Regions from separate parts of the Homo sapiens genome. Here region 1 is linked to region 2. A link is a contact called in ENCODE Hi-C or POLR2A ChIA-PET data. All regions are on one chromosome and are shown on one strand. The core of a region is the stretch at or near the end of the contact, and the rest is flanking DNA. Distances in the headings are between cores, read along the strand shown.

Evidence for each region. Hi-C counts contacts between places; a loop is a spot of excess contacts on that map. ChIA-PET counts read pairs that join two places held with the same protein, here RNA polymerase II (POLR2A). Pooled maps may share reads with other maps.
Region 1: a loop to region 2 is called in a map of CD4-positive, alpha-beta memory T cell, with 7 times the contacts of the local background. The contact joins two enhancer-like sites. A Hi-C loop is called at or near these places in 7 of 168 maps with a recorded cell type or tissue (CD4-positive, alpha-beta memory T cell, Calu3, GM12878 and 3 more), 10 of 37 single-sample maps with no recorded cell type and 13 of 50 pooled maps. POLR2A ChIA-PET finds 5 or more read pairs at or near these places in 1 of 52 experiments (OCI-LY7).

What each region holds. Positions count from the first base shown.
Region 1 is chr2:8,490,423-8,493,285 of GRCh38, reverse strand. No RefSeq gene overlaps it. Among named protein-coding and RNA genes, the nearest start is that of LINC01814, 92 kb to the left of the region's middle. Within about 2 kb of position 1,450, at least 4 of the 41 ENCODE cell types and tissues checked have a DNase peak (open chromatin) inside an H3K27ac peak, as active enhancers do.
Region 2 is chr2:8,303,797-8,306,881 of GRCh38, reverse strand. All of the region lies in intron 2 of LINC00299 (long intergenic non-protein coding RNA 299), which reads left to right. Among named protein-coding and RNA genes, the nearest start is that of LINC00299, 23 kb to the left of the region's middle. RefSeq lists an enhancer at 2,785-3,004. Within about 2 kb of position 1,606, at least 5 of the 41 ENCODE cell types and tissues checked have a DNase peak (open chromatin) inside an H3K27ac peak, as active enhancers do.

The DNA.
Region 1 (2,863 bases), core at 201-2,700, 190 kb before region 2:
TCCTCCCTGTGTGCCCCAGCAGTCCTGGGGTGGCAGCTGCGTGAAGCTGTTCATCTGGGGCAGGACAGGGTAATTACAACATGAAGATGGGCAGGAGAATTCTCTCTCCAACAGGTTGGGAGAGAAATCATCTCCCTTTCGGGCCAGGCGCAGTGGCTCACACCTGCAGTCCCAGCACTTTGGGAGGCAGGGGCAGGAGGGGCACGAGGTCAGGAGATCGAGACCATCCTGGCTAACACGGTGAAACCCCATCTCTACTAAAAATACAAAAAAATTAGCTGGGCGTGGTGGCGGGTGCCTGTGGTCCCAGCTACTTGGGAGGCTGAGGCAGGAGAATGGCATGAACCCGGAAGGCGGAGCTTGCAGTGAGCCGAGATCGCGCCACTGCACTCCAGCCTGGGCGGCAGAGTGAGACTCCGTCCCCCCAAAAAAAAAAAAAAAGGAAATCATCTCCCTTTCAGACTCGCATGTCTGTAGAGAATATCTTTAGCCAACGATTAAAAGCAAAAGTGTCCTCGTCACTCTAGAAGACCTCAATTCACCTGACCTCCAGTGTTTAGATTCTGGGACTCTCAGCAAAGTCAACGTTTTGAACTGCAGGTATCCACTGGCTTGGAGAGGAAAATGTAGTGGCATTTCCTTGGATGTAATCGCCTTGAAAAACAAGAGTGTTGCAGTTCCGAGGCACTCAGCGAACTCTGCAATGTGTTTTTGTAAAATAATTCTGTACAGAAAGGCAGACTGACCGGTGAAATTTATCTGAGAACAAAGTTATCATTTCAGCCATTAATCTATTTGGGATCAGAAAAGGTTATTTCCAAGTTCTAACAATAATAAGAAGCTCAAATCTCACCTAGACATTAGATTAACATTTCTAAAAATTTAAGCATGGTCAGAAGTTAATTATAAAACATGCTGGACCTTTACAGTCACTGATTTAATATAGAGAGTATATAAAGACAATAACTGGATAGAAATTACCAGATAAATTTCCCCCTGCCTTTCCTCCAAGAATGTGCCTCCATTTATTAGAAACCCCCATGTCTCTTATAAATGGCTATTTTAATTTATGGATTTACAGTAGGGAGGAAATTAATTAACACGAAGTTGGAGCAGTTCCAACACGAAGTTGGAACACGACTGGGAAGCTGGCACTTGGGCCCATTACTTCTCTGCTCCTGACTGACTGTGTGACATTGGCCAAAGCAGTTAACCTCTGTGGGGCTCAGCTTCTCCATCTGTAAAAGAGGAATATTGCTTCTCAGCTGCCCTGCAAGGGGTAAAAATGCATGAACCAGCACATGGGAAGAGAAAGGAGAGGGCTCAGAGACGGGGTGAAGGCAGCAGGGAATAATAAACGGCTCCCATTTATTTCCCAGACCTTGAAGTTTGGGCCATACTCAGGGCTGATGTTTGCAATCCGCAACGCCAAGTTGACTTGGCCTGTTACTTGAAAATATGGAGGGCAAATATTAACTCAAGATAATGCAGCACGAGCAACGCAAAGGCCAGTTAACCTGAAAAAAGAAGAAATCACCATAGTTTAAAACGATGACACACGATGGCTCCCGGGATCGCTCATAAATTTCTGCTTTGTGGTAGCAAGAACATGTTCAAGGAATTAGTGCTGGGGTATCTCAGGGCAGCTTTCTAACCGCGTCTGATCTGTACGCTGTCCCCATTTGCCAAAACTCTTCATCGCCGATAAGGTGCTTGTTAGAGAAACGGGAACTAAATTTATAATCGGCTTTTGTGAAGCCAATTTACATGTTGTACTGCTGGAACTTAGAACTAAAGGGAATGTGCTTGAAGCCAAAATTGGCTTTGTGGCTCCAGTTTCCTCAGCTCAGCACCACCTGCCTCCAATCAAACTGTCCAATTACAGGAAACAATTGTTTTCTTGCTTTCTGGGAAGTGAAGAAATTCATCCAGTAAAGGACTGATTTCTAAATGCTTCTTTTTTTCCTTCTTAAAAAGAAAAAAAAAAGAAGATCAGAAAAGACCAACAAATCCAAAACATCAACATTGTTTGGGGAAGAAAGTGTTTCCCTAACAAATTGCCTTCAAAGTTCAAAAACCAGAATATTGCCATCTACATACGTTGGTGTTACTGACCACAGATAACTGCTCTGTAATTACCTCTTATAATAACATTATTAGCCATTCAGAAGAAAGATTCTCTCTTTTAACGTGAGGCAGTAATTAAAGGCAGTGAATTTCACAGGTGAAATCTTGCAGAAAGTATGATTCTGAAGTCAAAGAATTTAGTGATCCACCTCTGCCTAATTAAACTTTCGTCTCAAAATAAAATCTTATATTTGAAACAATGAAATCAGGGCAATGATACTATTTATCTTTGAGGCCAAGTCTCGTTTCTTTAAGCCCTAATTTGACTTTCTACAGCTTATTTCCCTGAAATGGTTAAGATGGCAGCAGAGAAGTTGAAAAGAATATAAACCGCTGGTCACATGTAGGTGGTATTTAGTATGCATTGAGCATAGATGACAATTATAGTACATTCTTTCCTCTGGCAGGTAATATTTTAATGGAACTAACAAACTTCACTTGGCTTGTTTCTACTTCATCTCTTGAGTTTCTGTTTTTAAAAATAAAACAGAACTGCTCAATATTTTATGATTCAATAAAAATAATGACCTCATGGAAACCACTTACTGGCATTTTTCTTATCATTCCTCAGTAGTGCATTGGCCTTACTGAGGCAACCTCCAGAAGCTTACATTTACATTGACTTTGTGCTCCACTAGGAATTCGCTTAAGTTATTCAGGGGAATAATTCCACTCCATTCCAAGGGAGTTCTCTGGTGCACAGGATATTAGCTTCTAAGAATACTGCTTGCCTCCA
Region 2 (3,085 bases), core at 357-2,856:
TTATATACAAGTGTTGACTTTCAATTCATACCTCTGATATGAGTCATTGAGTGCTCTGATTCTTAGTTTATTTGTGCTGCTTTCAGTAAAATGGATTGAATGTGGGGTTATCCAACCATGGTGTGGTGCCTTGCTGCCTCTGACACGGGGCTGATGAGATCTGAGTGCTTGGCACTATCTTACAGGAATGTCAAAATCAGATTTGGTCGGTAGCCAGCTTTCTACCTTCTCTGGAACATGGAGAGAACATCTGGGAAAAAGCTCAACTTATTACCCACAGCCCCAGACATTCCCATACCACCTCATCTCTCAGAACCTGACTCCACCCTGCTAACTGGCCTTGTGTACCGCTTCCATAGCTGACCATGGTCACGAACCTGCTTTAACATCTTATCTTTGTCTTAGAGGCGTTATACAGAATCATGGCTCAATTTTTCAAAGCTCACAACAAAACCACAATATCTATTTCTAAATTAAAAATTCAGATTTCCAGACTTCCCTAGCTACTGTATCTTCTCCCTCTCTTTTGGAGAAATTGTCTTTCAACATCTCCTCCAGAGTTGAGAGTTTTAAACCCATCCTCCGGGACAGGCTTCAGGGGTTCTCTGAATCCTCTTTCACATTCTGTGTAAACTTCTCTGTGTTTATGAGCCTTTGTCTATATTTCTGGAGGGAAGGCCCACCTGTTTATCAGATACTCATAGTGACCCTAAGGCCTCTCATGGGTTAAAAAATCTGTTACAGAGATTTCCCATGATTTTGAAGGCAGAAAGGATCTGAGATAGTGCTTAATTGAAACTCTCATTTCACATACAGGGAAACTGAGGCCCATAGAGATATAATTCTTTTTCTCAGACCAGTGCAACAAGGTAGTGACATCATAGCATGGGAGTCCAGAAGCAAAAATTTGATATTTTTTAAACTTGTAAATACCTTCCATTGTTCCTCATCTCACCTAAGATTGGATTCTGGGAAGCCTGGTAATTTGTGCACAGGGAGTAAGGAGGTTAGATGACTGTCTTTTGGAAGAACTGTTTTTCTCCTTTGCTTTTTTGGTAATTTACTCTGAAAGCTGGTAGGTATTTTATTTCCAGACTTGTTCAGAAAATCCTGTTCACGCTGTTAAAGTCTTTGCCCATGCAAATACCCAGTGCTGTTCTTGGCCAGCAGGAACCGTCACACTGGGACGTTGCTCCATTGTGCGTGTGTGCACGTTTCCAGGCATGTGCGCAAGTGTGCACTTGGTAATGCAATTGCAAAGCAAACTGCAAATGCCCATAATAGGAATCAAGAGAAAAGTCTCAAGTTAGACTTTTGTTTAACACTTGGCTTCCTAGAAGTTTGTAAAGAAGGTGTCTGTTTAGGGAAAGCCTTATTAAGCCTGGATGGTTGCCCTTAGCAAATGAAAGTGTTGACTAAACCTTGCTCTCTGTTGTGAAATGTAAGTCTAGTGAAATTCAAACACATTGTAAATTTACTAATCAGCTGTAATCAAAGTAGAGGGATATAAATACTCCCAGAGGGTGGCTCCCTGTGAGGACAACTGATGAGGTGACTTGGGAGGCCGTGGGTGGCTCTTAGGAGAGTTAAGGATGTCCATGGCCATCCCTGCTCCAGCATGAGCCTGTGTTTGTATGAAAGCACAGACTCCAAAACATCCTAGAAGATAGCTGAGAGAACACCTAGAATGAAACTTGTATTTTACCAGAAAACTAAGCCAAGGTCCCTAGAGAAATGGCTTTGCTTAGGCTTCACACTGTGGCTCAATGGCAGGTCAGAGACGAGGGCCCCACACCTCGGTGTCTAGCCAGGGATCTGGCCCTAGCACCGTGTTGCTGAGTCATGTCGGGCTGCCTAGGGGATGTCGCAGAAGGAGCTCCTGGAGGACACATGCGTTCATCATCTGCTCAAAACTGCACAGCAGGTGAATGGTGACATTGACACATCAGAAAAATAACAGACTGCTTGGAGGGCGACGTGCTAAGCACTTAACGGGAATTATCTTAGTAAGTCTTTACGCCACTGTGATGAAGTAGGTAGCGTTCTCATAATTGCCATTTTACAGATGAGGACACTGAGGTTCTGGGAGGTTAAGAAACTTGCCCAAATGATGTAGTAGGTGGCCAAGCTGGAATTCCAAAGCAAGGATTTGTAAAGATTATGCTAATCAAAACTCCCACTGCCCTTGTCTGTTTTTGTTCTTCCCCTAAAGCATACCTACGTTTTCTTGTCTCAGGGAGCATGATGTGTGAAGGACTTTGGTTCTCATTGGCCAGAGACACCGAGTCCATCTCAGTCTGAAGTCCTGGGATCTGAGATTCCCTGAGTGTGTGGATTCCCTGCTAGGCAGGATGCAGTTTGACTGACGAGTTCCTTTTCTTTTATTTTCTTCTATTTAGCGACTTGCTTTTCCTGATATCCTCTTTTAGGAGGCTGTTAGGCCCCTGGGCCAGAGGCCTTTTATAGCACCCAAAAAATTGCCTTGTAGCAATCTGACAATTTTTTATAATAATTTGGGTCTTATTTCTAAATACAGTAACAATTTGGGGTCTTTTGTGTTATTTTTGTGTTTTGGCTCACCATCATTCAGTTTGGATTTTGTTGTGTGAAGTTCCCCAACTCCTGGCCTATTTCCATCCACCCTTTTATTCATGGGATAAATAGTAACTGTGTACCTACCCCCAGAACCTCCTATGACAAGGCACCCTAGGGCTCAGAGTAAGTTGTCTTCCCCCCCCCCTTTTTTTGACTATTGATAACACAAATAAAGCTGCAATAACTATCTTGGTTGAGACACAGCTTTCTAAATGCTTGTCGATAGCTTGCTGGTGTACGACCTTAGTTTTTACCGCGTCCCTGCCTTGACCACCCATCCTGCCCTCAAGAGGACACAGGGCTCCTCTCTGGGAAGATCCAGGGTTGGCAGAAAGGAAAGATTTCCTTCTTGACTTGTGATATGGCCTCTGTGCCAGGCCCTGTGCTAGGCCCTGGGAATGGAGTGGGGAGCGAGGCTCAGCCCTGTCCTCTGGACAGCCTGGACTGGCTCTCTGCATCTTACATTTGATTTTTAACAACAGTAGGAGAG